Linked DNA regions of Homo sapiens: region 2 is linked to region 1. Evidence: chromatin loops called from intact Hi-C (ENCODE). Cell type or tissue: ovary. All regions are shown on one strand. Links, peaks and the distances in the headings refer to the core of each region. The heading gives the core; the rest is flanking DNA. Region 1 has its middle 41 kb from the start of MRPS22. Region 2 has its middle 18 kb from the start of PISRT1.

The links. A loop is a pair of places that touch in the nucleus more often than their neighbours do. Peaks named below come from ENCODE experiments on the same cell type or tissue, not always from the same donor. Only the 100,000 strongest peaks of a DNase experiment are listed, where the experiment ranks them.
Region 2: a loop joins it to region 1, with 2.4 times the contacts of the local background. A loop is called at or near these places in 2 of 110 quality-filtered maps.

Annotation. Positions count from the first base shown.
Region 1 is chr3:139,300,533-139,304,921 of GRCh38, reverse strand. No RefSeq gene overlaps it. Among named protein-coding and RNA genes, the nearest start is that of MRPS22, 41 kb to the left of the region's middle. In ovary, for the core only: no CTCF peak of the experiment used is centred there; no DNase peak of the experiment used is centred there.
Region 2 is chr3:139,249,800-139,254,188 of GRCh38, reverse strand. No RefSeq gene overlaps it. Among named protein-coding and RNA genes, the nearest start is that of PISRT1, 18 kb to the right of the region's middle. In ovary, for the core only: no CTCF peak of the experiment used is centred there; a DNase peak (open chromatin) is centred at 2,388; H3K27ac peaks cover 2,876 bases.

The DNA.
Region 1 (4,389 bases), core at 171-4,170:
CCCAAAGTGCTGGGATTACAGGCACGAGCCACCGCGCCGGGCCCTGAGTTCTAATTTTTTAGTAACTATTATTTGCTTTCACAGTTTTTCTAATTAATAAGAGAATGCATTGAGACTTTACAAAGAGCCAGACTCTGTGCTAAGTGCTTTAGAGACGCTATTTCTGTAATGGGTCAAAAACTACTGATGTATCAGCATTCAGAGGCTTCCTCCACTTGCCATATTCGAATGCAAATCAGCTCATCAATGGGGAGAGAACAGAAAAACCCTTCAGTGAGTGAGGGTTTTTTGGAGTAGGTACAGGATATGGGAGAAGTGAGGTGAGGAGGAGAGCATCTTTCAGAATCATTGTGGTGGTTACGCAAGAGATCTCCTGTAATGTTATTCAAGAGAAGCAACAAAGATTGAAGAAGTACTTTTTAAGTTATTTTTGGTGCTTGGACTGAGCTTCTTTGAATGAGACTCTATACAAAGTCTGAGCCACTGAGACACTGGAAGCTATAAGGGTTACATCTCACTTGATTCTTACAACAGTGTGATGAAAGAGAAACTCCCATTATTTCCTTTAAGCAGCTGAGAAAAATAAGATTTAGAGAGTCTAAGAATATGCACAAGACCACAGTGTGACAAGTGGCTAGTCCAGGACTAAAGCCCAGATGTCTCTGATCTGGAGACGAATCTCCTACTCACTACGTCACCTCTTGTCTTAAACTCTGTAGATAACTGGGAGAGAGGAGCATGGGCATTTTACTAGAAAAGGATTTCAGGAATTATTCCCCAGGTGGGAGTGGAGCGGGCAAGAAATCCAAGACAGGTGGTTTTCACTCTCCAGATGAGGCCAGATGAGCAGGAACATCTCAGATTTGCTAAAGCTTTCAAGAACACATTCCCTCCTCCGCTTCATTGGAGCTAGGCCTTGCCCCTGACAATCATACTTACTACAATCCCCTCCATTAGCCACGTTGGGCCTTCTATCTGTGATGTCCTTTCCTCCATCTCACCACCAATCCAGCTCTTATCCTTTTTTTAAGATGCCATCTCCTCCATGGAGTTACCTGTGAGCACCCCAGTCACAGAGCATGGAAATGGGTGTGGCTCTCATCACCTCACCTGAACTATAACTACCTGTATGCAGAGAACACACCTGTTCCTGTTCCTTCTCTCTCTCTCCCCTCTCTGCCCCCTTCTCTCTTCCCTGGAGCAGCTAGCCCAGGCCCAAGCACATGGTAGGTGTCCACTTAGAACATTTTGTGCTGCTCTGGGGGAAAGAAAAAGTAATCTGAGTATTATAGACTGAATATTTGTCTCCCCCAAATTCCTATACTGAAGTCTAATCCTACTGTGATAGTATTTGGAGGTAGGACCTTGGGAGATAATAAGCCATGAGGGTAGAGCCCTCATGAATGGGATTAGTGCCTTTATAATAAGAGGCCAGAGAGCTGGCTCACTCTTTCCCCCATGTGTGGACACAATGAGAGCTCAGCGTTCTGCAACGTGGAAGAGGGCCCTCGCCAGAACCTGACCATGCTGGCACCCTGATCTTAAGCTTTCAGCCTCCAGGGCTGTGAGAAACAAACTCCTATTTTTTGTAAGCCACCCAGTCCTTTGAACTTTGCTATAGCAGCCCAAATGACTAAGACACCGAGTTTTGTAGGTAGTTTTTTCAGAAAATCAAATCCAATAAAACAAATCTGACGATTCCTAATTCAGAGCCTCAATGGCTCCTGTGCTCTCAGCTCTTCCTTTTGTGTTTGTTCTGTTGAGTGAAAGTATGGGGAGCCTTAAAACAAACCAGGCTCATCTCCAGAAGACCTGAGCCCTCTGTCTGCCTCAGGTCGTTTCCCAAAAAATCGCAACACACACATGCACACACCCCACCTGTTCTACGTCATGTTCTGGAAGGTCTCATTCTCAGCTGAAATCCCCAAACTCCTTGGCCTGATACACTGATCCCCTCCCCAGATCTGGACCTACCTCCACCAGGCCAACCTCACCTCTCACCACTTCCTGCCTTGAATCCCTGGCAAATTACCTAAGCTCCCTGAGCCTCAGTCACTGCAACTTAGAACGGGGGGTCATAATAATGCCTGACATTTAGGAACAACTCAGTAAAGAGCTTTGAAATGCACGAGTGATCAAACGATACCTAATTCATAGGGTTATTTTGAGGATTCATGGAAATGTAATGAGAAAGGAGCAGAATACACAGCAAGCACTCAGCAAATAGTAGCTCAAAATAGGTGGAAAGACCGAAAGACCACTGTGATGTTTCTTGCCGTTCACAGCCAAAATTTCTTCTTCTTTTTTTACATAACCACATCTCTATCTGATCTAAGCATTCTTAGGAAACAGTAACAAACAAAACACAAAACCAAAACAACCAGCAACAGTAACCTCATAACTGTTTCCTGTGACCACACACAGATGCCAAGCATACTTTAGCTGAGCCAGTCCAGCCACCAGAGAGAGAGCACGCGATGCCCTGATGATATCCAGCAAAGTGAGCCCGAGAACACTCCTGTGGGGTGAGTCAGACTCCAGAGTAGAGACGAGGACTGCCAGAATGAGCTGAAGTGCTGTGTGTTGCCAGCTACGGTCAAGAATTGTCATCCAGGGTGGTGGCCATATGCATGCAATGTGCACAGCTCTGGGGCTGGAGACACAACTCGGCCCCTGAGTCTGAGGGGCTTCAGGAGTGAACCAGAGCACAGGCAATCAAAGGAACAGAGGGAGGCTATGATGAGCTCAGGCTTCCACATGATGGAGCCTCATTGTCAACCACGCCACGTGGAAGTAGTTGCTTTGCTTGCTTAAGCAGGAATCTTCCTCAACATTCTATGGCTATTCATGGAGGCTGACTCCTCTTTCCCCGACACTGACCCACAGTGCATTCACTGTCGATTCCCCAAGGCAGCAGGCCTAGGGTTGGGGCAGGTCCCAGGCTGTTCTAACTGTTCATGCTACTGACTTCTGTGTGGATCTGAGTAGCTCTGGGCAGGGCCCACCATGCAGGACTGGCACTAATAAGTAGGAGGTACTGTTAGTGCTGATGCAGCTGGGGCCACAACATCCTGAGTGCAGGCTCTGTCCACTCATGCCAGGAGCCAGGCGAGGCCTGCCTGGGATGCAAGCCATTTGGATGCTCAGCTCCACATGGGTGGGTGTCCAAGAGAGGTGTGGCCCGGACTTGGTGGGCCCACTAAAGCCCAGCACTCTGGACCCTGCAGAGCATCCTGGATGTCAAGGTTTCTCCTGACCCTCCAGCCACCCCTCTGGACCTCAAACTTGGACCTGAACTCAGATCTCTTCTGGCCTGGAGGCTCTGCTTTTGCCTATGTACTCAAAGCATCAGCACCTTCCCAAGGCAACAAGTCTTTGTTCTGCTTTACAGAGGGAATGAAGGGAAGCTGGGGTAAGTATCAACTCTTGGCCAGCTGAGTCACTCTATCAGTGAAGTTGCTTCTTCCTCTGAGGGTCAACAATGAGGCTTTGAGAGGCTAGGCTCTCCCAGACCAACAGGCGAAGTGGCTCAGCTGGCTGTGTGGAGAAGCACCCCAGCCAGAAAAGTTGCCCACAGCAACCCCGTGCGCAAACAGCTCCCCAGAGTAAGGGCAAGCTGGAATGCTGCCCCCATGCCATCGCTCTGAGGCAGGGAGTTTTCTAGGTCAGTTCAGCGCATGGGTGCCCCTGACATTCCCCGAGCCCTCCCTGCCCTGGTGCCCTGTGAGAGCTGCCCCTGCCCTCACAGTCTGGAGAGACACCAGCCAGGAACATTTCCCTTCTATTTATTGTTATGGCTGGTTGGTTGGTTGTCTTCTCCAACCACACAAGTAGAGCTAAATCTGTAGACAATTTTACAAACACCAAAAATTGCAGAGAGAGACAATTAAAATTATGATATTTTTTCTTTCAGTCTCCCCCTGCCCCTCCCCAACCTGGTTCACTTTCTTTACATAATTGAGATCCTAAAGTATTTATCGTTCTGTGGTTCGATGTTCAGCTCCTCCCATCACACCTATGGCTTGACATTTTCAGTAAGCTTTTTCTCATTTCATTAAATTCTGTTTGTAAACCCCATTTTTGAAGGCTGCATAGTCTTCCTTCACTGGGCTGAGCCAGGGTTAATCTAAGCATTCCTCTAGTGTAGGCTTTGTATATTTGTTTGTTTTGTGGCATTGCAAAAGCAATGATATGAAAAACTTTGCTGGCATTTCAAAATATTTCTTTGGGATACAGTCCTAGAAGTGGCATTATTGGGTAAAGTATAGGAACATTTTTAGGGCTCTTGGTCCCTGTTGCCCAATCGCCTTTGGGAGGACTGACCATTTTACACTTGGTAAACAGCGAATTCAATACATGGTACTTAGTGCCTGTGACAGAGGATCCCTC
Region 2 (4,389 bases), core at 264-4,263, 51 kb after region 1:
TGAGCTAGAAATATGGGTTTGGAAGCCACCTACACACAGCGGGTAACTGAAACCACCACTAGAAATGAGATCACTCAGAGGAGGTGTAGTAATGAGGACAAAGTTTAGGAAACATGCCCTAGGAATCCTAGCATTCAAGGTTGGGCAGAGAATGACAGGCTCCAAAGTTGGTGAAGAAAGAGCAACCAGAAAGACCATCTCTGAGAGTGAAGAGCCTGGATGGCCAACTTCAGGGGTGGTCATTCAGTCATTCAATAAACATGTGTTTGTGAGCTTGAGATTGGACGGAGTGCAGAGAGGGGCTGAGAATTGTCTCCCTGTTTAGGGAGCTCAGGTAACCTTTGCAACCTCCCTCAGTCAGAGATCACTGCAAAATCAGCAAGAAGGAAGGCCCTGCAGTTCTTCTGCCCACTGTCCTTTCTTTTCAGATGCTTTATCTCATGTGCATTGGGAGCCAGCATGAGTCCTGGAGTCCAACCACTTGGATCCGAATCTCATCTCAACCTTTTACAAGCTCCATGATCTTTGCCAACTTACTTAACTTCTCTGAACCCTAGAGGTTCCATTCATGAAATGGGGACAACAGCTACCTCTCAGAGTTGTTGTGAAGATCAAGGATTACATGTGTAAAAATCACCCAGTAGAATTCCTGGCACATAGTAGAGGCCATTCATTCTTTGAACAAATATCCTTTGAGTATCTTCTATGTTTCTGGACACTGGGCCACGCTTAGGAGTACAAAGATGAATATTGCAGGACTCCTCTCAAGGAAATCAAGTGAAGGAGATGGCAAGTAACAGACAGTAGCTGCCAAGTGAGATTGGTGCCCTGGAGTTGGAGCTTGGAGTGGAGGGCCGGGGTGGGCGGCGGGAGGTGCTGGGTTCTATTCCAGCTCTGCTCTCACTTGCTGTGTCCATGAGCATTAACTTAGCCTCTCTGAGCTCCAGGTTCATCTGTAAAATAGAGATGATCACACCTGCCCAAGTACTCCCTACTGTGAGGAGACTGGCTGAAGTGTTGAAATTCAGAACGTTTCTTTCCAGGGTTGCTAGAAACTTCAAGGAGAAGCTGAAATGGAGGCCGGAGGTAACAGAAACAGTTGGAAAGAAAGCAAGCCAGCAACAGAGCAAGCCAGGATCATTGCCCTCTGGCTCCCACGGCCTCTACCCTCAGCACTATCGACATGAAGGGGAGCTGCTGAGGACTTCCCAAACCAAAAGGGAAAACAAGTGCATTCTTGAGATTAGCTGAGACAAACAACAGCCGGGAGCCTCATGTTCCCATGGACCCTGCCGGGGCTGTCCCCAGAAGAGGGGCTGGGCTGGCCTCCGGTGGAAGAAGGCCAAGCATTTTGAAAGGGCCACACCTGTGAAAAGGCACTCCCTCTGGCACTTGTCCTGGTTCCGGGGACCACACTTTGGGCTTCTACTCTGTGTTTCCCATGGCTCAGGGCTCAGTGCACAGCTGAGTTCCTTTAGCCCCCCAACACCTGTTGACCTACTGGGGACCAGAGCCTGCATCAGGCTTGGGGGGCATAAAATGGTAAATAGAGCCACCACCCCTGAGTCTTCTGAGGAGTCCTTGTGTGCCCTGTGGAGTGAGCTGGAAGGACCAACAGTATGGTCTATGCTGAGACAGGTTCAAGGACCTGGGGTCAGAAGGAACCCTGAGGCTTGCTTCCCAGTGGGGGTGGCCACAGAACAGACCCCTAGAGCCAAGATCATCAGGCAGTTATTCATGGAGATGAATAGCCAGGGCTTCACTACTGATCCAGAGTTCTGACCACCTCAGGTCTCTGAAGTGCAGAGCCATAACCCTGGCTCATTTCACCTCTGCAGATCCCATCAGTGCCCTGGCTTGGTGGAAATCTCAGAAGTATAATATTCTACTCCTCAAGAGGGCTTACAGCTTCGTCCGCCCCCCTCTCAGGATGGTTATGTCTAAGAGGGCAGGCCTTACCCCAAAGGACTGAGTATCTCGGGTTAGATTTTCAGGCATCAGATGGGTCAACAGCCTCAGGCCCTGAACTTCACTAAACAAGGACATGCCTCCTCTACCCACATGAGAGGCCTTCCTCAAGCATCTCGAGAGTTGTCAGGGCTATCTATCTCTCAGTCCTGGAAGGAAAGGACAGAGGCCCCATGGCTGAGGGGTGTCCCCAAGCTGGCCCCCTTCACTCAGCTTGGTCCCTCTTTTCTCTTCTTCCCCTGTTTTCCCCCTTACCAGCATGCCCTGAATATTCACCAGGGCCAGGACAGACCCTCAGAGCCCCAGAAGAGGCTAGATGAAGCGGCAGATGCAGGAAAAGGACATTATCTTGAGTGACTGGACAGGGGTCAGACTACAATGGACAAAGGGGCAGGCCTGGGCCCAGCTGGGAACAGCCTTGTGCCAATGGGGAGGTGGGATTGGGCAATCAGAAGTACACACTCAAGGCAACGATTGCAGCAGTAGCATGGCAAAGAACTGAAAGAGAAACTAAGGGTGCCTATCTCTACCTCGGCTGCAGTGAGAGTAGCAGCAAAGGAACCGAGGGAGTTCTGCCTTTGCTTTTCATAGGCAAGGTAGCCAGGCCTTAGGGTTTTGAGTTCTAGACTTCCTACTCCCTAGAGATTTTAGTTTCACAGTAGGAAAAATGAAGAAAGAGAAGTTGCCTGGAGTCAACTGCAAATGAGGTTCCTTTCTAAAGGTCTACATCCATGGAGATAGTCAAGGAGTAAGGAGGAGGCCGGGGCTGGACGAGGAGAAGGAAATGGAGTTGGGGAAGAGAAAGAGGTAGAGAGGAGAAAGAGGGGAGGAGGAGGAAGAAGGAGGGAGGAGGAGAGAGGAGGAAAAAGGAGGGAGGAGGAGAGAGAAGGAAAAGGAGAAGAAGGGGAGGAGCAAGAGGAGGAAATAGAGAAGCAGAGAAGAGGGAGGATGAAGAGGAGGTCAGGGAGCAGGAGGAGGCAGAGAGATCCTGGGCCTGGGAGGTCAGAATTCCATGGGTAGAGGATCCATGCCTGCTGGTGCACAAAGCCCTAAAAGTGACAAGGCTCTAAATGGGGTGGCCACATAGGGCTGTCCAAACTTTGAACACTATGTGTTATATACTTACCAGCCGCAGAGAAGGTCCCCGAGGCCAAGCCTGTGGTGGGACAGAGCTGATACAGTTGGCAGAGCTGCTGTCTTGGAACAGATCTGGTGGGTCTGCTCAGATGTGTCTGGGCAGCTGCAGACAACAGGCTTTGCCCCCATGAGCTTCTGAGGCCTCCAGAGTTCCAGGCTCCTGCTCTTCTCAGGGTAGGGAGAAGGAGCCTCACTCCACAAAAAGTGACCTTTTGTGATCCTCAAGTTTTGTAGATCAATTTTCAGCTGTTTGATACCAGTTATCAGGTTGCTCTTCTGTGCAATTTTTCTCTGCTTGATATGCGGTAAAAATAATTTTTAAGAATAAATTTGCTTTAAAAATAATAAATAGTCCATAGAGATTATATCAAGATGGCACACTGAACATATGTGTCTGCCTGCCTTTTCACAAATGACCAAGTCAAAACCAAAACAAAACAAAAAACAAAAATTAGATTTTTGGCTGATGGAATTCAGCCAAAGACATCAGTCAAAGACCCTCAACTAGGGACCACTGTGAAATATGGTACAACTCTGGGGATGCTCCAAGCTAAAAGGTGGCTGGAATAGGGAGTACAAATAAGTGACCATTGGCATGGTTGTTTGGGGCATGGCATCTGGAACATTTAGGCAAGTGGGTCTCTTAGCCCCATTCCTGATCCCAAGCATCAGGCAGCAGAAACCTTAGCCTATACACCAGAGGCTTAGACCAGAGAAGTCTAAGATGAGACCCAATATTCCTGCTTATAGTATATGTCAACTTCACATACCTTTGTTCTCCCACACTCACCCCAATCTCTCCCTCCATAAAGAAATTACTAGAAGCAGGCTAATCAGCATGTGAAAAATAGTATCTCCAGATTAGTACACTGGGAATCTCAAAAACACAGAAAGGTACACACCAAAGAATCACCAATATATGAAAGAAAGGCACCAAACTCAACCAATAGTAACAACAAGTAAGAAAAGAGAGTTAGGAGATAGTCTGAAAGCAACTTTTAAGGTATAGTAATGTCCTCAGGGAGATAATAAAGGATACCACATCCATGAAACAAGAAACAGCTGACATTAAAAAAAAGACAAAGTTCTTGAAAATAAAATATATGATTATCAAAATGTAAAAACTCAATTAAATGTACTGAATTCCAGAAAGAGAAAGGCTGAGAAGTAAATTCCTGTGCTAAAACAGCAGTCCCCAACCTTTTTGGCACCAGGGACCAGTTTTATGGAAGACAATTTTTTCATGGACCGGAGTGGCAGGGAGGGTTTCAGGATTATTCAAGT